Linked DNA regions of Homo sapiens: region 2 is linked to region 1. A link is a loop called in an ENCODE intact Hi-C map of the cell type or tissue named here. Cell type or tissue: CD4-positive, alpha-beta T cell. All regions are shown on one strand. Each heading gives the region's core, and the rest is flanking DNA. Links, peaks and the distances in the headings are about the cores only.

The links. A loop is a pair of places that touch in the nucleus more often than their neighbours do. Peaks named below come from ENCODE experiments on the same cell type or tissue, not always from the same donor. Only the 100,000 strongest peaks of a DNase experiment are listed, where the experiment ranks them.
Region 2: it touches region 1 in a loop (2.7-fold over the local background); 5 of 110 quality-filtered maps call a loop at or near these places.

Annotation. Positions count from the first base shown.
Region 1 is chrX:72,096,297-72,112,307 of GRCh38, reverse strand. The region is part of intron 1 of NHSL2 (NHS like 2); the gene reads right to left. Among named protein-coding and RNA genes, the nearest start is that of RTL5, 28 kb to the left of the region's middle. RefSeq lists a silencer at 11,072-11,191. In CD4-positive, alpha-beta T cell, for the core only: no CTCF peak of the experiment used is centred there; DNase peaks (open chromatin) are centred at 4,787 and 6,667; H3K4me3 peaks cover 1,333 bases; H3K27ac peaks cover 1,818 bases.
Region 2 is chrX:72,040,092-72,056,102 of GRCh38, reverse strand. All of the region lies in intron 1 of NHSL2 (NHS like 2), which reads right to left. It also overlaps the pseudogene RPS26P11. Among named protein-coding and RNA genes, the nearest start is that of RTL5, 84 kb to the left of the region's middle. In CD4-positive, alpha-beta T cell, for the core only: no CTCF peak of the experiment used is centred there; a DNase peak (open chromatin) is centred at 6,882.

The DNA of each region.
Region 1 (16,011 bases), core at 4,700-9,699:
TCCCGTTGCTCCCCAGCACATCTTCCCATTGCTTCTCATCACACAGGACTAAAATGCAAAGTCCTTACCATGATCTATAAGGCCTGAATGATCCGGCCTCTGCCTCTCCCTGCTTGCTGGCTCTTTTCTTATCACAGGGGCCTTTTTGCTGCTCCTCAAACATGCCAGGTCCATTCCTACTTCAAGACCTTTGAACTGGCTGTTCTCTCTGCCTGTAACACTCTTTTCCCTGATTTTCACATGGCTTGCTTCCTTCCTTCATTTGGGTCTCTGCTCAAATATCACCTCTTCAGATAGACCCCTGATCTTGCTATGGTGTCCTGATCCTAGTCACCCTAGCCACATCACTCTGCTTACTTTTCTTCATAGCACTTACCACTACTTGAAGCTTTTCTTGGTAAGTGGTTTCATTGATGACTGTCTGTTTGCCTTATCCTGGACTGTAAGCTCCCTGAGGTCAAGGATCTTGTCTGTCTTGGTCACCAGCATATACACAGTGCTTGGCGCATGGCAAGTGGTCATTAAATGCATGTTGAATGAATAAATGAGTGAATCTCACTTCAACCTACTGTCTTTGCAAGTATCCACTCCTGCTTCTGAGGAGGACTGAGTGTGAGTATGTCAAGGGGTTGTGTAGCCCCTCCCTGCTGCTAAAATGCTACTACAGAACTGCTACTGCTGCTGCTGCTATGGCTGCAATTCTTTAATTTACCTTATACTTACTTACTGTGGGACTTTGGACAAGTCTCTTCACTGAGCTAAGACTCAGTCTATATTTGCAAAACTGAGATAATAATAATGTCTCACTGGGTTGCTATGAGTGTGTCCAGTACTTCTTAGTGCAGTGCCTGGCTCACAGTAAAGACGCAATAAAGAGTAGCTATTATTATTATTTGAGCCTCCCACCTCTCTTTAATTCCAGGAATTTGGGACACTCTTTTTGCAGCAGAGTGGAGGACTACTTGCACACCCAGACAGTGGTGGACCTCTGGTCCGGACATCCTCCGCCCAGTTAGCTGTCTTTCCCACATAAACCTTTATGGCCTCAGCCTGCATCACTGCAGGCTCGGCCCCTGAGAGCAGCCCCCAGCCACCCTGCACAAGTCCACCCAGGTAGGGTGGCCGGCCAGATGCTCAACTGGCCTTCATCCTCCTCTTCCAGGCAGAGTCCGGGGCAGGGAGATGCACTCACAAACTGTTTTCCACTATTCTGAAAATTCTCAGTCCCAAAACATTGCACATAACCTCCATGGCCAAGTTACTTTCCTAATTCCGGTTGCCATAACAACGCGATTTAATGAAGGAGCAATTTTTTTTTCTTAAAATAATTCAACCCGTTTCCATATCAACAGGGGTTTATTTTGGTTCCACATGCAGCAAGGGCTTGGTAGCCAGCACCTGACAGCACCTTCTGCACTTTGGGAGGAACTCGAATTTCCAGGGGGCCATTTGAGATGTGGGAAAGGGACTGTGGTGGCCGTGTGTGCTGAGGAGGCCATGGCCTCAGTAAAGAGAGCAATAAACAGTGTGGGCACCTTAGAAGTTCCTCTTTGGGTTTTTTTTTTTTTTTTTTTTTTTTTTTTAGGTGGGAGGATGGAAGAAACAAGGAGGGGACAAGCCGTTCAGCGTCCTGTCCAAAGTCTAGGGCCTACAGAAACCAACTCCCTGTTGCTGGGCCTCCCTCTTGAGACCACAGGCTAGAAGGAGTGTCCCGGGGCTGGGGTTGGGTTTCTTTGTTGGAAAGCTTGCTGGAGGGGGTCACGGCAGGGGAAAGGGTTGCAAACATGCATAGTAAATGATTCTATCTGTGCCTAAGCTGGCTGTATGTGACTAGATTCCTTCATAAATTTACTCATTCAAGAAACACGACTGAGTACCTACTAGGTGGCTGGTACTGTGCAGGGGACCTTGAGGACACAACGAGATACAGTCCCTGTCCTTAGGGAGCTCCCAGTCTGGTGATGAGGAGGTCATTCTCAGAGGCTGTCTTCTAGGCCAGTGCTTCTCAAACTTTTTTTGCACATGAATCACCAAATCCCCTGGGGATGTTGTTAAAACGCGGGTTCTGTCGCAGTAGGTGGAGCGGGGGTGTGTGTGCTGAGATTCTGTATTTCTTAACACTCTCGTAGGTGATGCTGCTGCTGCTGCTGGTCTTCATACCTCACTTTGAGCAGCAAGGATCTAGGCAACTAAGAAGCTGGTGGAGAAAATATGGGACCAGAGAAAAGCACTTCACCCCTCTGTTCCCGGCATCCTTGGGGTGATGCCCCGTCCTGTGGGTTTTGGCTGCATCTCCTACTGGAATGGGGTGACTTTCTCATTGAGCAGAGAACTCTGCTTTGCTTTCTGAAGAACTTCTCTAACTCTGTGGAGTTTTTAATAAATAAGAATGAAAAGGTGGAACAACCAGGGTGTTTAACAACCCCAGCTGAGAGGCCACCAGAATTGCTTCAATTCCTTTCTGGGGAAGTTTAAGTTAGCCATATAAAGCAGCACACGGAAGGACAGAGCCCCAGCCTTTCTCAATGAAGACCCTGCCTGGGCCAGGTGAGGTGGCTCATGCCTGTAATCCCAGCACTTTGGGAGGCTGAGGCGGGCGGATCATGAGGTCAGGAGTTCGAGACCAGCCTGGCCAACATAGTGAAACCCCGTCTCTACTAAAAATACAAAAATTAGCCAGGCATGGTGGTGCCACCTGTAATCCCAGCTTCTTGGGAGGCTGAGGCAGGAGAATGGCTTGAACCTGGGAGGCGGAGGTTGCAGTGAGCCGAGATCGCGCCATTGCACTCAATCCCAGGCGACAGTATGAGACTCTGTCTCCCAAACAAACAAACAAACAACAACAAAACCTGCCTGAATGCACACTTTGGAGCAATGTGTTTAGGGGGGCCAGCATAAGTCAAGAGTCAAGTTCCAGTTCCAGCTCTGTTTCTTCCTAAGCCCTGTGACCTTGGGCAAGTCAAGTCACCTCCCAGTGCCTCATCTATAAAATGGGAATAACAATCACACTTAATTCACAGGGTTGTTTTGAAGATTAAACGAATTAATGTTTGTAAAGTGCCTGACACACAGCAGGTACCAAAATAGCTCATTCATTCAACAAATACTTAGCCCTTTCTGTGTACTGGGCCCATAAGCTTGGGGAATACAACAGTGAACAGGACAGACACAGTCCATGCCCTCACGGAGTTCACACTAAAGCAGAGGAGATCTGAATGATAAGAAGGAACCAGCCGCACAAAGAGAAAAAGAGCACACTTGGCAGGGGAAACAGCAAATGCAAAGGCCCTGGGGTGGAAAAGGATGACTGAAAGGAGCCAGTGTATGTGCGATGTATGAGGGGAGCATGGCAAGAAAAGATGTCACAGAGGTGGTCAGGGGCCATATTACTTCAGAGTCTTATGGGCTGCGGTCAGGAATTGGGGTTTGATGCTCGACATACCTGAAAGCTGTTGGAGGGTCTATGGTCTGGGGCGGGGAAGGGAACTGTGTGGTGTGACCTGACTGCTCTCCTTCACTGCCTACAGTGCCGGCAACCTGGGCTCAGCGTTTCCTTCTTCCCTGCCGGACCCGCATGTCCTCAAATTTCTGGAACTAGAAAGCCCATCCAAGGCCTCGGGATTTCACGTCTAGATGCTCACTGGAGAAATGTGTGGGATGCACACACTACTAGCCTGCTGCAGTTTGCTCAGGCTGCTCTGTGTGCAGAAGGTCTCTGTGCTCAGTGACCACTCTTCTGGTCCCGCCCCCAGGCAGCAGAGCGAAGGCTCTGGAGCAGACGATGTGGGTTCAAATCCTGGCTCTGTCGCTTATCAGCTGTGTGACCCTGGGAGATTCACGTTGCCTCTATGGGCCTCTGTTTCCTCATCTGTAAAATGACGTAAGAATAGTAACTACTTCCTAGGGAAGTTGTGATGACGCAGTGAGTGAATGTGAAGGCAACACTTCAGCCTGGCACCTAGGAAGTGCTGCACGAAGCCTGTGGACAGGCAGAAGTTTGGTGTCTTTGACTTTGAGGCTGGGGTGAGTTAATGTAAGGGCAAGTACTGCAAATGCTCCAGAACCCTTAACAAAGGGCAGCTACTGCCATGGCTAGGATAACACTGCACACCACTGTGCCACTGGGTCCCGGTTTTTACTTTCCACCTTGAGGAATCACCAAGACCTGTCAATCTGACCTCCTAACTCCCTCTCAAATCTGTTCCTTCTCCCACTCACTGGCACCTCTCCAAATCAAAGCCCTGTTACTTCTCACCTAAACAATTACAAGAACCTCCTACCTGCTGCTCTTCCTCCCTCAGATCTTGCTCTCTTACGATCCAGCCTCCACGGGGCCAAGAGAGTCATCTTCTAGACACACACAAGTCATATCAGCTCTTCCCTCTGCCTCAAAACCATCAGGATAAAATGCCAGTTCCTCAGGCTGGCTGACAGGGTCTTCCCATTCTGGCCCCTGCCTCTTCTCCGCTTCACATGCGCCACTTCCTTTAGGAGCACCATTCATCAGCTGAATTGTTCCTTTGCTCTAGAATGCCGTTCTCCCACCCCTGCCCTCTTTTCCACCTAGTAGAAGTCTACCCTTGCTCCTAGAGTCTCTATGACATTGTCCCAACTTCGCTTTTCCTCATGGGTTGTTCCTTCCTCCAACACCCCCCCGGGACTCTGTCTTCTGTCTGTTGGTGCACATGAGTCGTCCTCCCCACGAGATGGTGAGCCCTGAGGGCAGAGGAGACAGCAGAGCAGAGCAATGACATCATCTATCATTGTGTAACCTCAGCACCCAGCTTAGCCAAATCAAGGGCTCATGAGCACAAACACTGGCAGGGCCCAGGCAGGTAACACCAAAGAGAGAAGCAGGCTAAATGGGCCCTGCCGTGAACCGTGGAACTCCCTGCCTACCCACAAGGGGGCCAAACCCCTTAGTATTAGCTGATTCATCCATTGGGACCAGATCTTAAGATTTTTTAAGAAAGTGCATTGGGAACTAACTTACATTATTTATTTATTGTTTATTTATTTATTTATTTATTTAATTTTTTTGTATTTTTAGTAGAGACGGGGTTTCACCGTGTTAGCCAGGATGGTCTCCATCTCCTGACCTCGTGATCCACCCACCTCGGCCTCCCAAAGTGCTAGGATTACAGGCATGAGCCACCGCGCCCGGCCTTTTAAAAAATTTTATTTATTTATTTTTTATTATACTCTGAGTTCTAGGGTACATGTGTGCAATGTGCAGGTTTGTTACATAGGTACACATGTGCCATGTTGGTTTGCTGCACCCATCAACTCGTCATTTACATTAGGTATTTCTCCTAATGCTATCCCTCCCCCAGCCCCCACCCCCCGACAAGCCCCGGTGTGTGATGTTCCCCCTTCCTGTGTCCATGTGTTCTCGTTGTTCAACTCCCACCTATGTGTGAGAACATGCAGTGTTTGGTTTTCTGTCCTTGTGATAGTTTGCTGAGAATGATGATTTCCAGCCTCATCCATGTCCCTGCAAAGGACATGAACTCATTTGTTTTTATGGCTGCACAGTATTCCATAGTGTGTATGTGCCACATTTTCTTAATCCAGTCTATCATTGATGGATATTTGGGTTGGTTTCAAGTCTGCTATTGTGAATAGTGCCACAATAAACATATCTGTGTGTGTGTCTTTATAGTAGCATGATTTATAATCCTCTGGGTATATACCCAGTAATGGGATGGCTGGGTCAAATGGTATTTCTAGTTCTAGATCCCTGAGGAATCGCCACACTGTCTTCCACAATGGTTGAACTAATTTACACTCCCACCAACAGTGTAAATGCATTCCTATTTCTCCACATCCTCCCCAGCATCTGTTGTTTCCTGACTTTTTAATGATCGCCATTCTAACTGGCATGAGATGGTATTTGTTTATTTATTTTTAAGCTGCACTTCTGAGTGTGGAAAATTCGTTTTTTAAACCATGCAGAACAAAAAAACCTGAACTTCAGGCCACACTTGGTCTTTCAGCCTATCATCTTGCAAACTCAGAACCTTTGTGTGTGTATGTGTGTGTGTGTGTGTGTGTGTAATGAGGGAATGAATGAATGAATTCAAGTTTCTTTTTTTTTTTTAGACAGAGTCTTGCTGTCGCCCAGGCTGGAGTGCAGTGGCGCGATCTCGGCTCACTGCAGGCTCTGCCCCCCCGGGGTTCACGCCATTCTCCTGCCTCAGCCTCCTGAGTAGCTGGGACTACAGGCACCCGCCACCTCGCCCGGCTAATGTTTTGTATTTTTAGTAGAGACGGGGTTTCACTGTGCTAGCCAGGATGGTCTCGATCTCCTGACCTCATGATCTGCCCGCCTCAGCCTCCCAAAGTGCTGGGATTACAGGCGTGAGCCACCGCGCCCGGCCTCATGGATTCAAGTTTCCTAGAGCTACTGTAAATTTCAAAGGTTTGGGGGAAATTACACGTAGTCAGTTCAGTTGCTATTTGGTTTGATTTTTTGGCGTAAGGACATGAACGTCAAAATCGAAAGTCAAGTTTTTATATTTCTCTCTTTAAAAATGAAGCCCAACCTTCTTTCACCTGGTGGCTATAACAGTATTGCATTTCCTGGGTAGCTCACAGGCCTTGTGAGCAGACCTGTAACCTCAACTGTGGTGACATCCCTCTTTGAGATGCAGGTCACCCCAGAAGGAAGGGAGGGATGTGAAAGCCACAGAGACTGTTTCCATGGTGGCTGATTTGCTTAGTTTGGTAACCTCTTATAAACAAACTGTGCAGAAGATGACAACGGCACGGTTCCCTCCAACTTCCGCCTACCTCATCCCACTTATCTTAGCCCCAAGTGAGAGAGGTTGGGGGAAAGACTGAGGACTCTGAATTACAGGCATCAAGGACTCAAATTCCTTTTAGGTCCTGACTCCCTGTCCCTGGGACTCCTATACCTGGCTTTGGGCTGCAGGGAGGGACTTGCCCAGAGGCCTGCAGGGTGGGAGGGAGCCAGTTGCATTTCCTGAGTGACTAGAACACCAGACCTTGAGCTGCTTGATCCCCCATTCAGGACCAAGGCACTCAGTCCCCCAGCTACCAGAGGTGTTGGTCCATGGCTCACGGTTGAGTCTCTTCTCCAAGGTAACAACCCCTTTCCTGGGGGGCAGCCTGCATCCAAGATCTCGTTAATAGATGGGGTGGGGTGGGAGGTGGGGGAAGAAAGGCCCAGCTGCCTGGCCTCAACTGGGGCCATCTGAAGAGCATCTCAGCTCCAGAGCTTCCCATGTTATCAACTGAGGTCTCCAGTGTGCCCACACTGCAGGTGAACTCCTGTCTCTGACCGATCCTGCTCCCTCACAGGTGCTGTTCTAGAAGGCAGTTCCCAACAAACCTTTTGCAGGCAAATCAATATCTCCAAATCTGTTTCTTGGAGATGCCAGCCTATGACAATTCCCTGCCTTGGCCTCTTTTCTCTCCCTGCCTTTTCTTCCTTGTTGAGCACAATCACTCCAAACGCCCCAAGATCATCTCAGAGGATGATCCTCAACTCTTTCCTGTTGCCACAGCCACTCTCCCAGTCTGCCCACTTGCATTTCTCAGAGCCTGGTGGACATCTTCACCTGGATACCCACTTTTTTAGTCTCAAATTTAATATACTTAAAATAGAACCTCTCCTGCTATCCTAATCCACTCTTCCTCCTGACTTCTGTATTTCTGTTAATGAATCCCAGGCTGGAGACCTCAGCGTCACCTTGGGCAACCTCCTGCTCAGAAACCTTTAGCATCCCCTCAATGTGAGCAGAACACATGCCCATGCTCCTTATCTTCATACTCAAGGCCTTCCTTGTTGACTCAAATGAGGCCGATTTCCTGACAACCCTCTAATCCAGGATTTCTTAACAGTTTAATGGCTTGGACTCCATCAGGAGCCTAATGAAACTTATGGGCCTCTACTTGGAATGTTTCTACAAGCACAAAATAAAATACATAGGATTACAAAGGAAGTCAATTGCATTTAAAGTTATCTATATATGTCTTAAAATTTGCAACATAGTAATATGCATTTCGTTATTAACACATTAAGTAACATGAGCTAGTGGCGGGTCCAGTGACTGCCATGATTTTGAAGTAGTCGTGAATGGGACAGTAATTTAAGGCACCTGCAGCAGCAGTAATGAGATATAAAAACATCTGTGGCTCCTGTTCGAGACAAAGTCACAGGCTAATGCCACTGTGATGTGTGGCCTGTGTTCATAATGGAAGGAAAGCTAACTTTCAATTACAGGTTAATGAAGACAAAGTTATAATTTTTTTCTCATTTAAGTAAATGAACTCCTGGTCAAGCACTTCTGTGCTATGGGGAGTCCACATTGTAGCTCAAATTGGATATTCACACTTCCCTGAATGAATGTCACGCATCCCACATCCATCCTGGCTGATGCTGGAAACTGGTACTCGGGCACTGGGTCAAGTCGGCCTCACTCTCCACATGGACCTTCTGCCACAGGCTGGCCAGGGCTTGGGGCTAAGAGCTGTGCAGAGCACTGCCTGCCCATGGGCAGCCCTGGGAGGGTATCTTCTCTGGCTTTTCTCCTCTCAAGTCCCAGGCCCTGTCTGAGTGAATTTACATGTTTCTGATGGCCCAACCAAGATTACCCAGTCAGTTGGCTCATGGGGTAGTGCACAGCCATCAAGCTAGTTGTAGAGCATCTAGTTGAAGATGCCTTCACCAAGGTGCCATTTGGAGCTGTGAAGAGGCCACTACTCTGCTTGGATCCTTCTCCTGAACCTTGGACCTGGGACTCATCCAGCTCTACTCTTACCTTGCTACCAGATTCTAAATGTTCTGCAATGCATGGGACTGTCCTGTACAATGAAGAATTGTCTTACCCACAAGGGCCATGATGCCCTCGGTGAGAAACACTGCTTAGGAAGTTTATAACTGTTTGTTTAGTGCTTCAGTAGTCCTTGGCCTGGGGTGCCAGCAACGGAGGCAGAGCAAATCTGTGGGCACTTCTCTGGACTCTTCCCAGTCCCCTCTGGCCTGAAATCCCAGTGACCTTTACATCTAGGATTGGGATTGAGGGAGCGATGCATAATATGGTGAGAACCTTCCCCCACTCCCTCCACTGTGGCCACTGCAGCTATCAGTTCCAAATCCAAGCTTTCCCAGGCGTGGGACTTTGCTAGGTCAAGAGGAGCTACCTGGGCTTGATAGCTGCCACTAGGGAGGGAAAAGTTGGCAAGAAGCTGTTTTTAGTTTCCTCCAGATGTCTGCTGGCCTAGGACCCTTTGGCTCTGTCCCCCGGGAAGGAATGTTTGTCCTAGGCAGCCTCTGCTTTGCTACTGGAGCTAGGGAGTGGGTACTCCCATCTGGGGCAAGAGAATGTGCCAACTCCTACTGTGCTTTTGCGGGTTAATCATTTCCAGGTAGGAGCTGTCACGAGTCACCCTGGTGTTCACCTCCATTGCTTTCCATGAACCAGTCTAGTTTCCTAAAAATACCTGCTCCCTATTTCCCAGGCCAAAATGCTCCAGGAAATGCCTGCAGCCCACGATTGTCAGATAAGTGGCTTCTTCTGTTAGTTTGACCTGTATTCTGATGAAAGGGATTACTAATACTGCAAGAAACAATATTCTGTGACTTACAAATTATATCTGTTAAGAATAATGAATACTTATATAGGGCTATTTATTATACTTTATAGTTTATAAAGGCTACTTTATATATTAGGTTGAACCATACAAATTTGCTGGCATTTAAATGCTTTGGACAGTTTCATAGGATTCAACCTAACACATTTTCTCATTTATTCCTCACCATAATGCTGGGTAGGTATTTTTAGCCCCATTTTACAGAGTAGAGTACTAAATCTTAAGAGTGGTGAAATGACTTTTGACTAAGATTATATATACAGGAAATAGCAGGGTTGAGACTTGAACTAAGTCTGTCTGATGCCAACTCTCATGCTCTTGGTTCTCGAGGTAGGATGATTCAGCCTGGAAGACCACTGCAAGGCTTCGAGACTCCTAGACTACCCTCAGGAATCCCCTGGCTGGTTTCTCTTGTCACCTTTTCTTAGTGGGAGAGATCAGCAGGTGCATAGATGCCTGCAAATAGAAGGTTCTAAAGTGATGAGGTGACAAGTTCTAGTTTTAAGGCTTTGGGAGCCCTGAGGAGGTACAACAAAGACAATATCCAAAGCATGTTAATTCACCCATGCATTTATCCGTCCAAGAGAATGCTACTGGGTAGCTCCCATGCACGTGACAGGCTCTGCACTAGGTGCTAAGTTAGTGCAGAGCCTAGGCTGCCAACATTCAGGGAAGAGGCTTAATCAGCAGGGCTTCTACGCTTTGGCCAGCCTCAGGAGGGGGCTGAAGCAGTAGAGGCTGGGGTGAGATCACCATGTGCATGGGACTTAGATTTCCTGTGACACTGCTCTGTCTTCCTAGCCCAGGCATGATTTGGGAGGCCACAGCTTGTGTGACCAAGCAGAAAGAAGCTGGGCTGTTGCCTGGTGCTTCAGGAGTCTGATACCACTGAGAGTTTCTAGGCTGCAGGGCTGGAGGAGGCAGCAGTAGGAAGGGAAAAGGAATGCTGGTGTTCCACTCCTCGGCCTGGTAATGGGGAAGCTGGCAGGTGGGGCCGATGAAAAAGAGCTCCCTCCCAGGCAGCCACAGGAGGAAATTCCTTTCTCCTGTGCCTAGCTGCTCTGAACCCTCGGCTCCACCATGGGGTTGGGTCTTGTAGCTGGCCAGCTTGGGGAGAAAAGGCTGGGGGAGGGCTCGTTTAGAACTTAGGCAGTGGGCATGCGACCGCCACCTTTGTTTGGGGACAGCATGTTGTCCCGTGGGAGATAATCACATTTCTCAGCTTCCTGTCAATCCAGGGGCCGAGCACCCAAGCCTGCTGTGGAGTCCAAATGCTTCCCAAACCTGGCCTGACTCAGGCCAGGGCAAAACTGGCTGCTCCACCTGTCCCCAGTGCTCTCCAGCCACCTGCCTCCTCCCATTCTGCCGACACCCACCCAGACACCAAACCCCGAGCTCAAACCCTGATGCGAGTCTTCTTGCAGGATGCAATTGAGCCCATGCTTACCATTCCAGGCTCTAAGCTGTGCCGCCATGGCTGTCACCACTGCCGCCCAGGAGCACAGTGGCTCTGGGGCCACAGAGTTAAGATCTCACAGTTGAGTAAGCCACAATGTGGGTTCTTCACACCACACCCTCCCCAACCACAGTGGTAGGGATTTCCTCAGAGCCCCGTTGCCACACACTCTGCTTTTGAAAAAAAAAAAAAAAAGGAAACAGGCATTGGGTTTTGAGTGTGATGAGACGCTGTGAACAGAGATGCCTCTGAAAGCAAAGAAAGGGGAACCTGTGACAGACCTCAGATAATCACCTCGTGAGCACTCAGGCTCTTTCTATATCTCTGTGGCCATGCTACGGCTTGTGGAAAGGCCAGGGCCATTTGTACAGCAATATGCCACATAATGGCATGTAAGTTAACACAGCAGTCCCCAACCTTTTTGGCACTAGGGACTGGTTTTGTGGAAGACAATTTCTCCACGGACTTGGGTGGGGGCATGGATTCAGGATGAAACTGTTCCACCTCAGATCATCAGGCATTAGTTAGATTCTTATAAGGAGCAAGTAATTGAGATCCCTCACATGCACAGCTCACAGTAGGGTTCCTGCTCCTATGAGAATCTAATGCCGCTGCTGATCTGACAGGAGGTGGAGCTCAGGCGGTAATGCTCGCCCGCCTGCCACTCACCTCCTGCTGTGTGACCCAGTTCTTAACAGGTCATGGACTGGTACGGGTCCATGGCCCAGGGGTTGAGGACCCCTGCTTAATGGACTGCATATATGACAACTGCATATATGACAGTGGCCCCATTAGATGATACCATAGTTTTGCTCTATCTTTTCTAGGTTTAGTTATGTTTAGATACACAGATAAGTACCATCGTGTTACAACTGCCTGTAGTATTCAGCACAGTCACGTGCTGTATGGGTTTGTAGCCTTGGAGCCATAGGCTGTACCATATAGCCTAGGTGTGCAGCAGGCTACACTATCTAGGTCTGTGTAAGTACACTCTATGATGTTTGCACAATGAGGAAATCACCTAATGACGCATTTCTCTCGTAGCGTATCCCCATTGTGAAGCGAGGCCTGACTGTACTTGGCTCGGCTGTTCTGGTCTGCACTCAACCAGCATACGTTGAATTTATTGGAGTCCACAAACCAAGACCCTGAGAAGCTTCATGAGTTGCCTTGAGTGGTGAAGTTGAGGATTTTGTCCTCAATGTCTGACCTTCTAATCCATTCCTACCAACCACAGAGACACACAGCTCAGGTGACATTTTGAATCTCTCTGCCTGCTCAACTTCCACTGTTCAATACGGTAGCCAGAAGCCACATGTGGCTCTTAAGCTCTTGAAATTGGCAGTCTGAACTGAAATGTGCTGGATGTGTAAAACATACACCAGATTTCAAAGACTGAATATGAAACAAAGAATGTAAAGTATCCCATTAATAATTTTTAATATTTGATTACATTGTAAGACACTATTTTTGATATATTGGAGTAAATTAAATATATTATTAAAATTAATTTCACCTTTTTCTTTTTACTTTTTAAATGTGGCTACTAGAAATGGGGATACTGGTGGCCGGCGTGGCGGCTCACGCCTGCAATCCCAGCACTTTGGGAGGCTGAGGTGGGTGGATCATGCGGTCAGGAGTTTGAGACCAGCCTGACCAATATGGTGAAATCCCATCTCTACTAAAAATACAAATAAAAAATTAGCCAGGTGTGGTGGTGGGGGCCTGTAATCCCAGCTACTCAGGAGGCTGAGGCAGGAGAATTGCTTGAACCCGGGAGGCAGAGGTTGCAGTGAGCCGAGAATGCACCACTGCACTCCAGCCTGGGTGACAGAGTGAGACTCCGTCTCAAAAAAAAAAAAAAAAAAAAAATTCCTACACAAGGGGATACTGGTGCCAAAATTGGCAAATAGATGAATGAAATAAAATAGTTCAAAACAAACTTATGTATATATGAGCATTTAGGATATAATAAAGGTGGCATTTCAAATCAGCTGGGGAGGGGAATGTAGCTACTAAGACAAAATTCAAAATTCCATAAGTGGCTGGCATTTGTGGCCCACATTATATTTCTATTGGATAGTGTGGTGCTAGACTTTCTATTTTACCTAAATGTCCATTAACAAGGGATGGGTTCCACACATCATGGTGCATCTACACAAGGGGATGATATGCAGCCATTAAGAAGAATGAAGGATATCTCTTTGAGTAGAAACTAGAAAACTGCAGAGTTATTGGTAAGTTGAAAAAAATGGGCAAGGAATGGGCCAGTATGTATTGTATGATCTCATTTGTGTATCAAAAGCACACAGATGCTTATATATGCACGGAATAAGTTTGCAAGGACACACAAGTAACTGTTATTCTAGATGATTTTGACATGTATGTTTCACTTGAAACTCTCCAGTACTATTTGAAATTTTAACAACAAACGTGTCATTTTACAATAACAAACCATTAAATATATTTATTTTCATATATTTAAAAATAACATATAATGGTTTACGTAACATAAAACTATTAAAATAAAAAATAAATAAAATAAAATTTTAAAAATCAGAGTTTCTATTATTCAATTCATAGCTTTATTTCTATTCCTCCACTTGTAAACACCCCTTTCAACTTCTTCTCTCTTTCTTTTTTTTTTTTTTTTGAGACGGAGTCTTGCTCTGTCACCCAGGCTGGGGTGCAGTGGCGCAATCTTCGCTCACTGCAAGCTCCGTCTCCCGGGTTCACGCCATTCTCCTGCCTCAGCCAGCTGAGTAGCTGGGACTACAGGCGCCCGCCACCACGCCCGGCTAATTTTTTTGTATTTTTAGTAGAGACGGGGTTTCACCGTGTTAGCCAGGATGGTCTCGGTCTCCTGACCTCGTGATCCACCCGTCTCGGCTTCCCAAAGTGCTGGGATTACAGGCGTGAGCCACCGCGCCCGGCCAACTTCCTCTTTCTTATTCCTCCCTTTCTGTCCTATTCTTTCCAAACCTTCTCTTTCCTCTCTCCTTCAAAACCCACAAGGGTCTATGAATGAGGAGCCATTCCACTTCTGTTGGCTCCCCTTGCTCAACTGCTGCCTCTGTCTTCCCGCCAAGGAAGAGCCTGAGGAAGGGCACCATGTTGGTTGGGTACTGCTCGATTCCAGACACAATAATCAAAGATGGCCGCTGTGGAGAAAGAGACCTACCTAGTGGAAATACATCCTACCATTTCTTCCTAGCAATTTTGCCACATTCATGTTAAGAGAGGGCTACACAGAAGAGAGGACAATAACTCAGTAAATTGTGTCTGTGTGTTTTTTTCTTTCCTGGTTCAAGGGTGGGTGGAGGCAGGGTAAATGCAGGAGGCACTGGAGAGAAGGTTTGGTCCATGTTTGGGAAACCAATTTAATTGCCACCTGCAGTTAAAAATCACTAAGAGGGTTTAAGTGTTTTGAAAAGAGAACTATAGCGGTTGGAGAAAGGAAAAAAGCTCTCCAGCTTCTGGAAAACAGGTATAACAAGAGATGTGTTTGCTCCAGGGCAGATGGGAACCTCAGTCCTTAGAGTTTAATTGAGAGAGGAAGAAAGACAAGAGGTCTCAGCAGACTGTCAAGCAGATAATAGCTTCCGAAGGGTGGGTCTGCAAGAACTGAGAAATGAAAGACCTGTTGATGTGTGTAGGGGACAAGTGGTGTGGGAAAATACCAAATTTTCTTTTACACTCCTTCTCAATGCAAATGGAATAAATTCTTTAGAATAAAGAAGGGTTTTGAATGTCTGTTGGAACTTTTTTGTTTATCACAGAGAGACCTTCCCCTCCCCCTTCTCCCCCAAAAAGTTAAGAACCTGGCAGTGCAATCAGTAGCAGGAACACTGGACGGGGAGTCAGGAGACAGCCATGGTCCTGAATTTGCAGAATATGACAACAAATGATATATGTGAAATTCCCCTGGAAGCTGTAAAGCATAGTTAACTGCGGTTAAGTGTGGTTAACTGTTATGAAACTTAAGTTTGTCTGTGGCCCTTCCCATTTCTTCCCCTTTTGGGCCCTCTTCTCTTCCAACCTGTTGGTACAAAAACTACTGGGCCCAAGGTTTGAAAGGAATCCAATTCAAAGAACATATGTTGGTCCCAGAAGAGATCACCTAGACTGAAGAACGTTTTCAGCATCCTAAGTTAATGGTAACTCAGCTATTTTTAAAGTAATATCCCATTCAAAAATTGGAGGGCTAGGAAGAGATTTGTTAAATTATACAAAATTACAGCTGGGGAGGAGGAAAAAGTTCTAGTGTTCTATGCCATTGCAGGATGACTATAGTTAAAAATCACGTATCATTTCTAGGCATGGTGGCATGTGCTTGTAGTCCCAGCTACTCGGGAGGCTGAGGCAGGACGATCGCGTGAGCCCAGGAGTTTGAGTCCAGCCTGGGCAACACAGTGAGACCCAGTCTCTAAAAGAAGAAAGAATTAAAAAACCCAAATGATAATATATAGTTTCAAATAGCTAGAAGGAGGATACTGAATGTTCCCAACACAAAGAAATGATAAATGTTTGAGATAATGGGTATGCTAATTACCCTGATCTGATCACTATACATTATCTGTATACCCCATGTATATGTACAAATAATTACATTTGTCAATTTTAAAACAACTTAAAAATTGGAAGCAAACAATTTACCTTTAAGAGGAATTCTGCGTTCAACATAAAGCTAGAATGCCATATATTATCCTATACAATTTTTAAGTACTAAATGCTTTTTTCAGATTAAGTCTAGCAAGCTGATTTCTGGACTGAAGGACTGACATCATACTGCTCTACAGAGGCGAGATAAGGAGAAATGGACCCTCCATACATTGTACCTCACCAGCCTTGGGATTGGCTTTATGGGCTCCAGTGGCCCAAGTCCTGGGGACACAGTTAGCTAAAATATCTCCTTGCCTCTTCCTCACTCCCAAAAG
Region 2 (16,011 bases), core at 4,083-9,082, 56 kb after region 1:
GGTTAATGGTGGCCAAATCTAGGTGGTAATAATTCCGTAAAAAATTTTAAAGGCTGCATAGTATTCCATGGTTATTTACACGATTTTTTTCTATTTTGCCATTACAAAAAAAGCAATTTACTTATTTAACAACAACAATAACAAAAGTGGAAAGTTTTGATAAAAGAAACCACCTACCAAGGTTAGAATATGCTTTCATCTGTTCAAGTAATATGCTAGGTGATAGGACTAAAAAGGTGACATCTTTTTTAGAATCTCCAGTAAAGAAGTAGATTTTTAGTCTCAAGGTTCGGAACATTTGCGTTTCTGTTAAGCAGTTGATTTGCTTTTATCTATGAATCTTATAACTGATCATACCTCCCTTTTTGTTATCTGCCATGAAAGGTTAAAGTCAAATTTGGGACCCACATTTATCAAGAGGGGACTTCCTGAAATTCACTTTCTATCACGACTTCTTCACAAGTTACCCTTGTTTTCTCTCTGCCTCATCTTCCTCCCTTACATCTAATTTAGGTTCTCTCCAAGTATAGGATGTATCTTATAAGCCACCTTAAACCCTTTTTGGAATAAGTCAAGGTGGAAATAATTTTTTACAAAAATTAAGCTAAATGCTCAGATCTCCCTCCAACACAGTCCTCAAGAGGCATAGGCAAGACACAAACAGAAAGATGCCTCAAGAAAACAACAAAAACCTAATTGGAGGTCAATCGATTTCTGGGCTACATGCGTCAAAGCTGAGGTCTTCAGCTTCCAAACACGCAAAGTAATTTAGCGCTCGCGTTCCCATGGCAACCGTGCCAGTGATGGAGAAGATGCAGCAAGCCCGGCCTGGCGGTTGCTGGGGAACTCGGGCTGTTGGCTGCGTGACTTTGCTCAAGTCTGAGTGTTTAGATGCGCAGGGACTTTCCATTAACTGGGAGCTCTGGATTCGGACCTAACTGAAAATGTAGTTGCTGAGGAGAGGTGAAAAGTGTACACTGGAAATGGAGTGACATCTAGGTAGCCTCCAATACTTGAAGTTAGTTAGCACTTTCCTTTTTCTCTTTCTCTCCCCGCTTGCTAAAGAAGGGGGTTAGGAAGCGGGAGACGGGACAACAGGCAAAGGGATCCACCCCAAGCTGTCCTTTTACAAAGGGGCTGAAAGAGTGACGGGGGAAAGGGTGATCTCATTAGCATATTTAAAGCTCCAGCCTAATGACTGCTTTGTGCCTCAACTGAAGAAAAATTGTGCTAACTGCAGGGGGAGGGGCATCATGGAGGCTAGAAAAGGGGATCCCAAAAGAACTCAAATGGGGTGAGGTCGATGAATGTCATCCTCGCCACTTGGGGAGAATATAGATGAGTATTTATTTGGTCTGGGAGGAGGCAAGACTTTCTAAGCATTAAAATCACAAAGGAAAATGTCAACATATTTGGCAGCATCATTTAAAAAAATGTTAGCACATCCCAAAGCACAACAAACCAAAAATCAAAGAGAAAATAGCAAATTGGGAAAGAAAAAGATATTTGCAGCATAGGACAGAAAAGGGTTAATATCTTTACTATATAAAGAGCTTTAAGTAACAAACTCTTTACCAATAAGTAAACAGACACACATATTTTACTTTTCTAATCAAGAAAAAACCAACTCTATTTCAGAAGAGAGAGAAAGAGTCCAGAAGAGCATGTCATTCTCTGAAAGGGAAGCTATTAAGAACGACAGAATGCGGATCAGCTCAGACAACAGCTAAAGTGGCCCAGGGAAGAGTTTGAAAATGTTCTGCTTATTGCACTGGAGAGATGGGAGTGGAGATTGGGGGGTTTCCTAAAGCTTACTGCACCAATCAAAAAGCAATCATTTTGGAACAACCTGTCAAAATAGTACTGGAACCTGTCATTGACATATGCAAGCAGGAAGGCTCTACTTCCCACCCACACAGTGTAGACAGAGGAGTATGGCAGAGAAAGCGTTGCAGCATCTCCTTGGAAGAGAGGGCTATGGAGTATCCCTGGCACCTACAGCAGAGCTGGCCCAGAGTAAGCAGGTGTTCAGTGAGGCCTTGTTGAAGAGTTGTGAGGTTCTCTTCATGATGGCCAAGTCCTTAGGTGGAGTCCTTGGTTCCAAGCAGCCTTCAAGGAACTCACCCACTCTCTTTGAGACCCCACCAAGGAGCTCGCTGTGAGTGTCTATCCCAAGCTCAGGTTCTGGGAAGGAGAAGCAGACTTATTCTGTGTTGCTGTAGATGGTAGGAGTATTAATTTCTTCCACAAACATTGCTTGAGGCCAATTATGTGCTGGGAATGAGATGGGGGTGGAGGAGTGGACCCCAAAATGAGGAGCGTATTACAAACAGTTCCCAGTCTATTGGGAGAGACAACATGTAACTTATGAAAGAAGCAGCTTTTGAGATGGGCTTTGAAGGTTGGGTAGGAGGTCAGCACGCAGAGATGTAGTCAGACAGCATACAAAAATTGGAACTGAAGGCAAAGACATGTGCATGGCGAGATGATCCCTCGGGCCCTTTTCTGTTCTGCCAGTCTACGATTCTGAACTTCAGCCTCATTCTCAGCAATAATATCTCTGTGAAATCATGGATTTCACAGGTATGCTGGTTATACTTTTCTCTCATATATAGAAAAATAAATATGCAAGCATTCAAGTAAAAAGAAAAGTTCATCTGTACCTCTTGAAGGCATTTCAATTAGTGTGGTGGAGTTTACACAGTTCTAGGAAACTGTGCCAGAGGTCATAAGGAGTTATGGAGCGTCCTGTCCCCAGAATGGAGAAGATTGGAGGTGGAGAGAATGGAGACAGGCAAACTGGTCAGGCGACTGTCGCAAGAATCCAGTGAGAGGATGGGCCCCCTAACTTCTCAGAAGAAATGGCTGAGAAGCCTGGGGTGCGCGGGGTGAAGCAGCTGATTAGACCAGAGAGAAGGCTCCTAATTCCTGGTTTGCTGCACTCAAATCCTAACGAGGCAAGGCTCACATTCAATTCTGGTCATTATGTTCTTCTCAACATTGTTTTCCATTTCCCTTACCCAATTTAGGATGTATTGTTATGGCTGTTTAAATAAGGTGCCAATCCGACTGGGCAAGAGCAGGAAATGTTTCCACACAGGAAAGACTCTCATCAGATCCCTATTGCCTTTTGCAAATGGAAATCAAGCCTCCTTCTACAGAGGGCATGAGGGCTGAGTCACAGCTGCACCGTTAACATATTAGTAACACAGAAAATCCTCCTTTTCTGTTAGCAGCTTGGCCAGAGAATGTCTACAGAGGGGCTGGGGGGAGCAGAGGGTGAAGAAAGGGGTGGAGAGAGGGATGGCTCAGGAGAGGCCCCCACCTACCCTTTTCATTTGCAACCTGGAGGGGGTCTTCCCTTCCCAAACACAGGAAGATGACTCATTTAAAAACCACCAGGGTGGTCAGCCTAAGTTGGATAGACCAGGCGAGAGTGTCGTGTGCTCCTGGAGGAATGAGAGGGACATGGGGGAAGCTGGACTGGAAGAGGAAGGAATGGGGAGGACTGCAATGTAGCCAGGTCCTTACTCCATCTCCTCCCTCATCCCCAAGCCCATCTCTTTCAGTTGAGACCCTTTGCCTTGTTCCAGAAATCATGTGGCCTCCCAGGCAACTCCCAGGGCGGTTGGCCTGAAGGTCACAGGCTCCTGGCCTCTTGGCACCTCTGTGACTTATCTGAAATATGGTTCTCCTCCTTCAACTGTCCAAGACTTTTAATGCCCGACCTGCCATGCAAGCAAGCTCGCCCTGAGGCCCCTAGTTGGTGCCAGGCACTGGGGACAGAAACTAGGAATTGAGCATCCAGTCAGACAGGTGTGCCTCGGAGGACTGAGGAGGGCAACTTTCTCAGAGGATGATAACCACGCATGTCACCCTTCACCCCATCACATTGGAAGTGCCACAAAGCCAGGAGCCTCATCTGGCTCAGCCACCACTCAGCACCTAGTGCAGAGTAGGTATGTAATACACATTTGTTTAGTTTGTTGAAGGAATTCTAAGCAACAAAGGAAAACGAGATCCATTTTGGTTACACTTACTTTCCAAGCAAAAGAGTCAAGAGGCTTTATGTCTGATTTGTATAAGCTGCTGGGATAAATACTATAATAGAGAAATAAATGCTATATAAAGTACAGTGGGAGCTGAGAGGGGGACTCTGCCTGGAGTTATCTGGAGAGGCTTCCAAGAAAGCTGTCATTGAGGCAAGTTGTGAGAAATGAATGAGGTTTTCCTAGGTGGAAGTGAACACTGAGACTAGGTGTAGAGAATGGTGGCAGGACCAGAGGTGTGCAGGCAACAGGTGGGGACATGTTGGAGAGAGACCCGCAAGTGGAAGAATCTGGAGGAACCAAAGACTTCCTGAGTGTGTGCTGAGGGCAGGCAGCAGGAGATGATGTTGGAAAGGTTGCCTGGATCCATCTGTGGAGGGCCTTAAATTCCAGCCAGAGGAGTAGATCGGGAACATGTTGTGGAGAAGGAAACCTTAAATAGGGTTGATCTGGCAGTGAGGTAGGAGAAGCAAGAGGAAGGAGGGCTGGATAGGAGATGATCACCTGGTATGACAGTGTCTAGGAAACTCGGTCACTGTGAGAACAGAGTGGGAGGGCCTAGGGTGAAATGTTGATGGGGCTGTAGAGAAACAGATTCTCTCAGATATTTCTGGCAGAACTGTGCATCGGTATAGCCATCTGAAAGAGCGATTTTGCAATATCTACAGATACCCCTCAACTCAGCAATTTGACTTCTTTCTAGGTACATACAACTGAAAATTTCTGTACATGCATGGGGAAATATCTACAAGAATGTTCATTGTAACATAGTTGGTAATGGTAAAAAATAGAAATAATCTAAGTGTCTATCAGTAGTGGATTAAGAAATCAATTTTATTATTCATCTGATGGAATACTATATAGCAGTTAACATGAACAAACTACATCTATGGGTGTAAAAGGGACAGATACCAAAAAACATAACACTGAGTGAAGAAAGCACATTTTAGAGTTACTTCATGTAGTATAATAGCACTTATGACAAATTTTAAAAGTGCAAAACCAAATAGTACATACCATTTATGGATGCATAAACATAGCCTGGATTTGCATCACAGCCCAGACAATAAAAAATAGGACTGAGGAGGAGAATGCAGGGACGTCGGTGGCATCTGTAACGTGGTTTTGGTTTGGTTTGGTTTTTGTTTTGTTTTTTTTTTTTTGATAGATGGAGTCTTGCTCTGTCACCCAGGCTGGAGTACAGTGACGCAACCTCAGCTCACTGCAATCTCTGCCTCCCGGGTTCAAGCAATTCTCCTGCCTCAGCCTCCTGAGTAGCTGGGATTACAGGCGTGTGACACCACACCTAACTTTTGTATTTTAGTAGAGACAGGGTTTCGCTATATTGGCCAGGCTGGTTTCAAACTCCTCACCTCAAGTGATCCACTCACCTCAGGCTCCCAAAGTGCTGGGATTATAGGCATGAGCCACCAGGCCTGGACTGTAATGTTTTCTTTTGCTAGAAAAAGTTGCTGGCAAACATGACGCAAATGTTAACATTTGTTCATTTTGGGTGGTTCATATGCATGTTTATCATAGGCATTTGCTACATTATCTTCTGACATTTTTCCTTAGTGTTTTTTAAGCAAAAAAGAAAAAAGGAAAAAAGGGGAGGAATGAAAGAGACAGAGCCGGCCACTACCTCATCTAGCAAATAGAAGCCTACAGACACTTACTGAAGGACAACACAGCCACAATCAAGAAAAATAACAGGAAAAATGACCCCACAGCTCCTAATAAATGCTATGTTTCAGAGCCTGGGCTCATTGCCACCCTTGCCCCTACCCGCCTTTGCTGGCTGTCAGTCAAAAAAACAATAAATAGTACACGAAAGTGGATCCAAGGTGGAGAACAATGATTTGGAACTCTTGCCAGACCCGGATGCAAAGGCACTTGGAGAGCAAAATTTACACATATGTTCCCCATGTGAGAAACAGTTCATCCCTGCAGGGTGTCTAAGTACCACGAGGCCTTCTGGAGGGAGAGAGAGGAGGAGGGTTTTCAGGGCATCAGACCAAGAGAGAAGAATGGTGAAATCGAAGGGAACATAACCTACCAAAACCAGAACTATAACTACAACTAGAAGCTAGTTATAGCTAGAGGATTTATTTATGCTTGTTTTGTGAATTGTTGTGTCACCAAAGCCTTGAACAGTGTTTGATACATACTAGATGCTCAGTAAACATGTGTAAGTGAAAGGGAACAGTGAGTGACACGAGGTGGATGGGAGGAGCCTTGAGCGTTCCCAGCTCTTCCTCATCTTGATTGCTTAAGTGACCAGATTTCAGGTGTGCCAAAGCAGGCACTCACAATGTTTTCTAGATAATTTCTATCATTGCCTGAGGTAAGAACCGGGGGCCTGGATTGAGACACTGGCAGTAAAAGGGTGATGGAGTTATAGAGGAGTGAGGCTCCAGGAAGAATAAAGAGTCAGGAGGCTTAGGCAAGACATGCCCCTAAAACATGAAAATCTCATGAGTAGGAACAGGTATGAGGGGGTTTGGGGAAGCAAAATGGACACCAGAGAGAATAAAGAAGGGAATTGGGGGGAGTCTCACCCACTCCGGGCACTGGGAATTCATAAGGTGCCTCCTCCTGCTAGATGTACAGCTTGGAGAGCTGCAATGCCTTTGAGAGAATTAGGAAAAAGTGGCCCCAGGATAAAGGTCTTGACTATTGGATTGTCCCCACTCACTTGGGTGAGCTTGCGCAGGGCACAACCTGCAGAACCACACACCGAGGCCCTGGCCCCCAGATCCGCATTCTGGGCCACCAGGTTCTTTCTAGTCTCTCATCATTCTGCAGCCCCTCGCCACCTGCTGGGAGCACTCTGTTATCACTCTGGCTGCCATCCCTGCTTCATAGCCCCTGCCAGTCCACTTTGCCCTGGATCACAGCAGGGCCTTCCCTGGCAAGAAGCCAACAGACAGCAACAAGTTCTCAGGTGAATTTTGAATCCTCCTCCTCCTCCTCCCCTCCTCCTCCTCCTCCTGCTCCTCTTCTTCTTCTTCTTCCTCTTCCTCTTCCTCTTCCTCTTCCTCTTCTTCTTCTTCTTCTTCTTCTTCTCCTCCTTCTTCTCCTCCTTCTTCCTCATTTTTACAGACAGGGGCAAGCATAACTCACTATAACTTTGAACTCCTGGCCTCTAGAAATCCTCCTGTCTCAGCCTCCTGAGTAGCTGACATTACAAGCATGAGCCACTGTGCCTGGCCTTGAATATTATTCTGTGTGCAAAGACTCTGTGTTCTAATCAGGAACATTTCGACTGCTTCAGACAGGGAGGCACACGCTTTTCTACCTTCCTGAAACAGGTCGAGTAAAGTCCAAGAAGCCTGAAGCCAGAAACAAGCTGCTGCCCCGCCCTGGTGTTGCCTACAGGAAATATTGACAACATTTCTCCTGTCACCATGGAGGAGAAATGCCCTCTAACCCCAACTCCAGCATCCCAGAGAGAGTTTTTGAGTCTGCTGGGCTGGGACACATGCAAACAGTGGGGATAGAGCATCAGCACTCTCCTCAGGACCCCAGTGGCATTATGTCACCTTTTCTCAAGCAGGAGAATGCAGCCTCTTGAATTCCGAGAAAGTGGTGGCCATTGGACAGGAGCTCTGTCACTTTTCCCCAAACAATAAAGTTATCTGCATCTTCCCCTTCGTGACAACATGTCCTTCAACTTTTCTAAAGGCTACCCCTACCCACACGCACTCTGGCTCCCATTCCTTCCTAATAACCACCTTTTCCTTGAACCCAAGTGTGGGAACCTCACTTAATCTCTCCATGCCTCCTCGGATGCATAGGAGAATTAGGAAAAAGCTTCCTCATCTTTATTAGGGGGAGAAAATAGTATCTACCTTATGGGGTTATTGTGAGGACTGAGTGAGTTAATCCAATAAATGTTTAGTGTAATGCCTGCCATATAGTAGGCACTCAAAATGTTGCTTTATTATTATTATTATTATTATTATTATTATTATTATTGTTATCATCATGAGTGTGAAAGGCACAGTTAAGGGCAGTGAACTCTTAATGGCACTGAACCAGTGTGGACAGACAGGTCTGGGTTAGCTATCTGTGGAACCAAGGTTTGTCTCAGGATGGAGGCCCTACCAAGAAGGCTTCTGGCCACTGCCTGGCTGGCTCCTGGAGCCCTCAGAGTACATCCCTCTGCTTAGTGGAGTTGGCAACCCTTACCTCCTGACACTCTTGGCTTCCCATCTTGCCTCCTCTTTGCCCTATTTAGACTTGCTCCACTGATCTGAACTGACTGGGCAGTCTCAAAGGCTGCTAGCCCTAGGAGCTGGCCTTGGCACAATGCTGTACCATAGCATGAGGCCACCCTTCTCTATACCCAGCCCAGCACTCTGGGCCTCACAATGTTTGGGAGAAATCTCCTGATGGTTCTCATCAGGAAACATTTGCATATGGACTCCCTGGAACCCAATTTAGGGAGACAACTATTGAGCTAAAAATTTCACAGTCAGGACCAGTCTCAGTATAGGCAGATAGGATTTGGGGGAGCAAGAGAAAGATTCCAGAGTGTCTTCTCTGTCACCCAGTGGCTGTTGCCTAAACTTCCACTATTGGAAAGCTTCATTCCTGGGCCATAGCCATTGCTCCCTGTGAGAAGACAAAGTCCCTGAGAATGGGAACATAGTAAGTCAGCCTCCAATGTCGATGGCCTCCGTGGAACAGTTTACTGAGCAAAGTCTGCAAAACTGGGAAACACAATAGGTAATAGCTCCCTTTTCCCTTGCCTCCTTGCCACAACAACCACTGAGAAATAAAAACTCAAATACAGGTAAGGAGAGCATGAGTGTGGAGACCCTTTGGGGAAAGCTGAGGGCACTAGGCTTCTAGGTATGGTTTCAGGATGGTGGCTGAAGAGGATGATGAAGTGAGATGTGTATGTTGTGGCCAGGGGTGGGGGTGCTGGGAGGGGAAATAAGGGTGCAACCATGTTTTAACTTCACCACCTTCAAGGTGAATGACAGCTATTGTGTGTGCTCATCACAGTGCATTTTGAGTTAAACAAACCTAAGTTTTAATTCCGGCTCTGCCACTTATTAGCTTTGTGACTTTGGAGATGTCACTTAACCTCTCTGAATCTCAGTCTTTCCATCTGCACAACTCTGTTGTTACTAATAACAATACCAAATTAATAATGTTGTTTGGGGGCTTAAATGAAAAAAGACTTACAAGAGAAACCAGCCCAGTGCAGCACAGCGGCAACTCATTTATCTGCTCCATCTGAATCTTGCTCTGGGCCAGCAAAAGGTGCTTTGCCAGCAATGTAAAGACACCGAGAACCAGAAACACATGGCAAAGGTGATCCCTGAAACCTTTCTCTGCAGTGTCCGTCCTTGAAATGTCCCCAGGGAAGAGAGCATAATCCTCAGTCTAGGACTTGGGAGCCAGAATCCAGATGGCATGGCCCATTTATCAGCACCACCAGACTCTCAACTTTAATAAGCCTTCTGCATTAGTAACCACAGGAAGAGGAGGAAATGGGCTAGATTCCTTAGCGATAATGAGCACTGCCGGCTCACTTTTATATTGGCAAAGTGCATCGTGATCACTCTGATTAGTTAGTTTGCTCTCATATCAGCCCTCAGGAGGTACAAGGAGTATTTTTCTCTTTGTTTTAAAGATGCAGGAACTGGGAAGCACAAGCTGTCTGCCACTTGCAGCCCTTGGCCTGGTCAATGCCTCTACTCAGTATATGGAGCTGCCTTATGGCTCTTAGAATTTTAGGGATGAATTTTAGAGTCTAGTGCCATTTAGTACTTTTCTGGGAAGACAGGTTGCCTGGTGTTGTCTAAGAGATTCTGTCCTTTACCTATCAGACGAGGTTGTGGGCCGGCCTAGGAGCAAAGAAACTCCAAACCTTAAAAGGTTAGAAATGCAGGACCTAGGGAATTCGGGGAAACAGACCAATGAAAGTGCTTAGCAACATCCCAGGACCAATGCGGGTGAGCCCCTCTGTTTCCATGAGACAGTCTTGATTTTCATTGGCCATGAACATGATACTGTCTCCCTGAATGAGGGTGAGGGAGTGGGGGTTGTCTGCAGCTCTGTTTAGGTGTTTATACCTGTCTATGAAGGGAGCTTAAGAAAACTGGGGGAGTTCCCATTTGGGCCCTTGGCACTGGGAAGTTCTCAGTCATATCAGAAAAATGAAAGCAGTTTGGCAGACTTTTACTGTTGCCATATCCCTGCACAAATGCAAATTGTGCGGGCCATAGGTATGCGGTCTGTACACAATACGAAAAGGCACACATGGTCATCTTAAAGCTCTGAGTGAATAAAAAGCTATTTATATGTCAGTCTCTGCCTGGCCAAGGCCTGTCTCCGTAAGCAGGGAAGGTCAAAGCCCTTCTTCCTGCTCAACTGGCCCTGCTCTGGAATCAGAGTGAATCCAGTCTGACCGGGGACTGGGGGGTTCCCTCCTCAGAAAGTGGTATAAGAGGGGGACTGCAAATAGTGTATGCTGCCCTGGGTGATGCCTCTGAGCCTGGAAGCAAGCTGAGCCCCAGAGGCCACGGGGGCCTCCCACCTCCCACCACCCCTCCACCCCTGCCACGAGGGGCTGGTTTTCCTGACTGGCCACTGTGTGTCGGGCCAACATCCTTGGTCTCTCCAGCAACCCCACCACAAGGGACCTGGCACCTAGTCCTGAGCCTCAGCTGGCAGCTGGGGAGCCACGCTGGTCTGTCTGGCTCCTGCCAGCCCCTCCTTCCCTCATTGCTGGGACTCTGCTAATCCCTCCCATTGTATGCCCAGGACTGCTATTTCACCCTGCTCCCCTGCACTCCCCAAGTACAGTCATCTGTAGCAGACCTGCCTTGAGTGTTTCCCACACCCCTGTGACTCTTGACATTGTATTCAGACTGCTTCTCATGCCCTGACTTGGGCTGTTATGTGTGCTAGATGCTGGGAAGGCTGCTGGGTCTTAGTTGTCTCCAGCTCCTCTTCCCAGTGTCAGCTTGGACCCTGATGGCCAGATAGCTCCACGTGGGGGCTTCTAGCATGCTATGCAGCCAGTGCCACATCAGTTAGAAAATTACCTTGGGCCACTCTTCTTTTTTTTTTTTTTTAAGTACAATTTCCATTTTATTTTTCTCCAGAGAATAGCCTGTCTTCAGTCTTTAAGAACTCAGCTCCTTACATGGGCTTTGGTGGGGGACGTGGGGCAGCACCCGCAGGTCTAAATCGGGGTGGGGGTGTTCGGTCCTTGCAGGCTTCACGAGATCGATTCCTGACTACTTTGCTGTGAATTGCACAACTCACACAGTAATGTAGCTTCACATACAGCTTGGGAAGCACATAGGCATCGAAGACGCTCACTTCAGAAATGTCCCTGACTGCTGCGGCCTCCACTATGTTTCGAATGACGAATTTCTTAATGGCCTTGTCTGTGGGCACGCATCGGACACAGTTAGTGCAGCGAATAGGCTGCACGTGGCCGCGGCCCTTTTTGGCATGACTGTTGTTCCTTCTTTTCTTTGTCATCTTGGAGGCATGGACCGGAGAGAGCGGGCCACTCTTCTTATGTAATCATTAGAGTTCTGTGGGATCCCAAACCATCCAGGAATGTAGAGGAATGGGGGCCACCTGACAAGGATACTGGTTGATGCTCATGCTGAAGTGGTTGTAAGTTCTTGTTTAGGAGCAGGACCTTCCCTGCCACTTGATTAGGGGGAAGAATTCCAAAAATTGGGTGGAATCTGGATTCAGTCAGCTGCCCTAAATCTGGTTGTCTCAAGTGAGCCCCAAGCAAGCAAGAATCCAAAAAGCCACAATGTCCTCCACTGTAGCCATATTGGCCCTGAACATCTGCTTCCACTTCTTTAGGTTCCTGATTTGCACTCGCTTTGCCCACTGTGCCAGTAATCCTGCCTTGGGTTCTAGTCTGCTGGGCTTAACATTGACCTGTGTTTCCTCAGCTCCATCCTCTTCTCTCCCGTGACCACAGCACTGGCCATGTCCCTCTGAAAATAACTCCCCACCGTCCTCTCAACTAGCCTGGTAGCTTTCAGGACAGGGACCAAGCTTCATTTATTTCTGTATCCCCAATATAACACAGGGAGTGTATGACATAAAGGGGAGTCCAATAAACTTTGGCAGAACAAACCCACACCTTCATGTTCTCACGTAGGACTCAGCCGGTTTCCTCGTGGCTTGGTCAGTTTATTTAGTACTTGCAGAATCTCCACTCCTGTCTAAGAAATAGCCTACCTAAAACTTGAATTTCCAGTTGCCTGGAGAGGGGGAAAAACAAGGGCTCAGGAAAGTAGAACCCAGGTAAAATGGAGGGTAAATATTTGCCAGAATAATCAACATGTGTGGCTCAAGAGGGACAGGGACCACATCGGCCAAGAGGAGGTCTCAGGGTATTTTGATGCATGGCAGCCCCTAAGAAAAGGGTCTGTACTAAAGAAGCTGTTTCTGAGGGAGCAAAGTATCATGGAAAGAGTACGGGTTTGAGGCTAGAGTGCTTGGGGTCGAATCCCGGCTCAGCCATTTACTGTGTGGCTTCAGGCAATTTCCTAAGGAAACTTTTCATTACCTCTCTTTCCTTGTGTGTAAAATGGGGATGGTAACATTGTCTACCTCATGGAGTTAGTACAAAGATTAAAACAATATGTAGAAAGTACCTGGCAACACAGGACATTCTCAATAAGCAATATATATTAATATTAATAATATCATTAATAACATTTAGCATGTGATTGATACTGATGTCCAAAGTTTAACCTAGTTCAATTTGCAGAGACCTCAAGCAGTGTCTTCAGGGTGAAATTATGTGTGTGCATGGGTTATATTTTCTAGGAGTTTCATTTTAGGGTAGTAAAGGAAGTGCTAGTAAGTTGGCTGTAGAAAGAGGTAGCAGGTCTGCAGGAGTTGAGACTCACAAAAGTCAGGAAACAGCGCATTGCAGCTGTGTGTGGCCATGCCCATCTTCCCCACATCAATTGTGGGAACCTCAGCGGCAGGACTGAGTCCCACTCCCCTCTCTCTTTGCCTCGCCACCCTACATACCTAGTCCAGGCCTGGCACAGAACAGATGTGTGGGGAGTGAGAGGGTAACCAAAAACTTCTGAACAGGAAAGCTACCTGACTTGGGTGTGGGAGAACCTTAAATTACATGTCTACACCTGGTTCATTCCTTCCTTCATTTATTTATTCAACAAAGCACCTACAATGCACCGGGCACACAATATAGGCCCACATCTTCCATCCAGGCCCAAGGCTCCTTGCTTACTCTACAAAGTCCTTGCAGCTCCTTTTTTTTTTTTTTTGGCTCAGGGATTGTCTTCTTGGCCAGACACTCTGCTTTTCAGCCTCTTCCCAAGAGTCTGCCTCTTAAATCCTCTGCCTCAAGCTCCTCCCATTACTGCCGACAATTAGGTGTGGTCCAGTTCTAACCCCCCTTCTAGCTCCAGGACACACCACCCTAGTCTAGCCCTTACACCCCAGGCAGCTACTGGCCTGAAAAAGAGTGGGGAGCTAGGACCAACTCACAAGCAAAGAAGACAGAGAACAACTGAGTCCTGTCTTCAGAGAGGAAGTGGACATGAGGCAGGGTAGGGCGTGAGGAAGCAGTGAGGCCAGAAACTTAGCTGGTGACTGGTTCATCCTAGACCCCAATGGGGGTGAACTGGGACTGCCAATCTCTCGCAGAGGTAGCACACCGGGCTGCCGGCCACTGCAGAGCCACATTCACTCAGAGCCCAAAGAGCAGAGCTTCAGGTTTTTGTTTCAAAAACAAGTTCACTCTGCCTGACCCTGTGGTTTGAACACAATTCTAGATATTTTCCTGCTGAAATCACAGGGACTAGGGATTGAAGAGAGAGATCGGGATAGAAAAGTAGAACATCTGGGGGCAGGGCCTGAGAGGGTGGCTTCATCCATGATGCCTGCAAGGCCCTTGTCCCCAGACAAGGCCTCCAGACACTTCCAGTCTCCACTGTAGGCCAGTGTATTCCTGCTTTGCAGAGAGAAAGCACTTGGGATCTGTAGCAGCTGTTTCTGTCAGGGCTGGCAGACCTTGTAGGGAAACCCAGACCTGAGGGTTGCGGGAAAACAGAAGGCTAGCAGCATCCAGCGTGGGTGGCTCCCGAGCGCACGACCTCACCTCACCGTTCTCATGTTCCTTTAGCTTTCATCCCACCCCAGCCATGGCCTGCAGAGAATTTATAGCTGGGGGCCAGAATCCAATGAGTAAATGAGCCATACATAAAACATTTGGACCCAGAAAGGGAAAGAGGGACATGCCATGAAACCCTCCCCTGATTGTTTTCTTCTCCAGTTTCTTAAACCTTATTTGTGCTGTCTTCTGTTCAAAAGCAGATTTTGAAAGTCAGGTGGCTGAACTTCTGCATCACCCAGGGTCTGGACTGTGTGCGGAGGAGAAGAGCAGGGTGCCTGGCCCTGGTTCCCTTCCCAGTTCCATTTCTTTCCAGCCCCCTCCACTCTCCTGAGGCTGCAGAGGAATGGCTGGAAGACATGTTTTGATGGTGTAGCTTACAAATGTGAAATCGTTGTCAATGTTGAAAAGCGACAATATTTTACATTTTAGAAATCTGGATTTCTGGCATCTCTTGTAAAACTGGAAAATGTAGCAACACTGGGCCAGTAATTCCATATGACAACTAGCAGCAGAGCTCAGCAGCAGCTGTTCCCTTAGACAGGGTGCAGACTCTCCAGTTTCCCACGGTCCGCACACATCCCTATGGTACTCTGAGCACGGAGGGCCACTGATAATGTTCGTGTGGATCTTTGTATGTGACCTGCTTCACTCACTTATGTTAACTTCCTGGGCCCTCTTAGCCTTCAGCTGAGATCCCTGATTTATATCAGCTACTTACTGTTCCCAAAACAGACTTCCATATTCGCCTTTATGTGTGCAATGCCATCCTACAGCCTACCTAGAAAACATCTATCCATCCTTTAAGACCCAACTGAAACCTCCCTTCCCCTGGAAGCCTCCCTTAACTCATGCAAGCAAAGTTAGGGACTTCCTCCTCTGAATTCTCACTACATCTAGCCCAACGCTCTGTCATCATTTATCCACTGCATTATAATTATGTGTTTATATGTCTGTTTCTGCTTCTAAATTATGTGTTTCTCAAGGGTAGGGACTGGGCATTCCTCATCTTTGAATCTCCAGCTCCTAGCGCAGGGCCTTTACACAGGGAACACTCGAATGCTTGTTGAGTAAGTGATACAATGACTGACTGACTCAAGGGATGAACAGGGAGTTATAAAGCACTTTTCTTTTATGAGGGCCAGAAGCAAGTTGGGTGGCATCAGAGCATTTCTAATTTCCCCAAAGTGACAGCTCTGTGGAGTCAATCTCATTTGGCACTGAGTGCTTGGCACAGAGCCTGGCACACTGCACGTGCTCAGGGGATGCTCCTGGAATAAAATAACGAAGCTCATCTGACCATGGAGAGTGACACTTGAACTTCAGTTTGTGGTTGGAGTGCTCCAGGGACCACCCACATCATTCTCGTTTAGAATGTGGCCTCCAGCACATCCTAGCTCTGGGATCCAGGGCAAGTAACTTAACCTCTCTGAGGTTCAATGTCCAAACTTGAAAAAAATGGAAATCACGATACTTCATTACAGAGTGTGAATGAGGATTAAACAAGGTACCTCTAGGTCAAGTGACATATTTCACACAGTTAATAAGTGTTAGGGCCGTTTGTTAGTCTGAGTTAGTAAGAGAGTATGTGTGTGTGAGAGAGTGGGAGGGTATGGTAAATGAAATGTGGAACTGTGATCCCAAAGCATGGATATGATCTGTGTTCCCATCCAGCGCTGATTCCTTGGGCTTACCCTGTCAAGGGAACATTAGGGCACATTCCCTAACAGGAGTGTCTCCTGTTACAGGATGGTCAACAAAACCCCAAAGAGAGAGATAAACTCAATTCCTCGATCAAAGGCTGCCTGTAGCCCC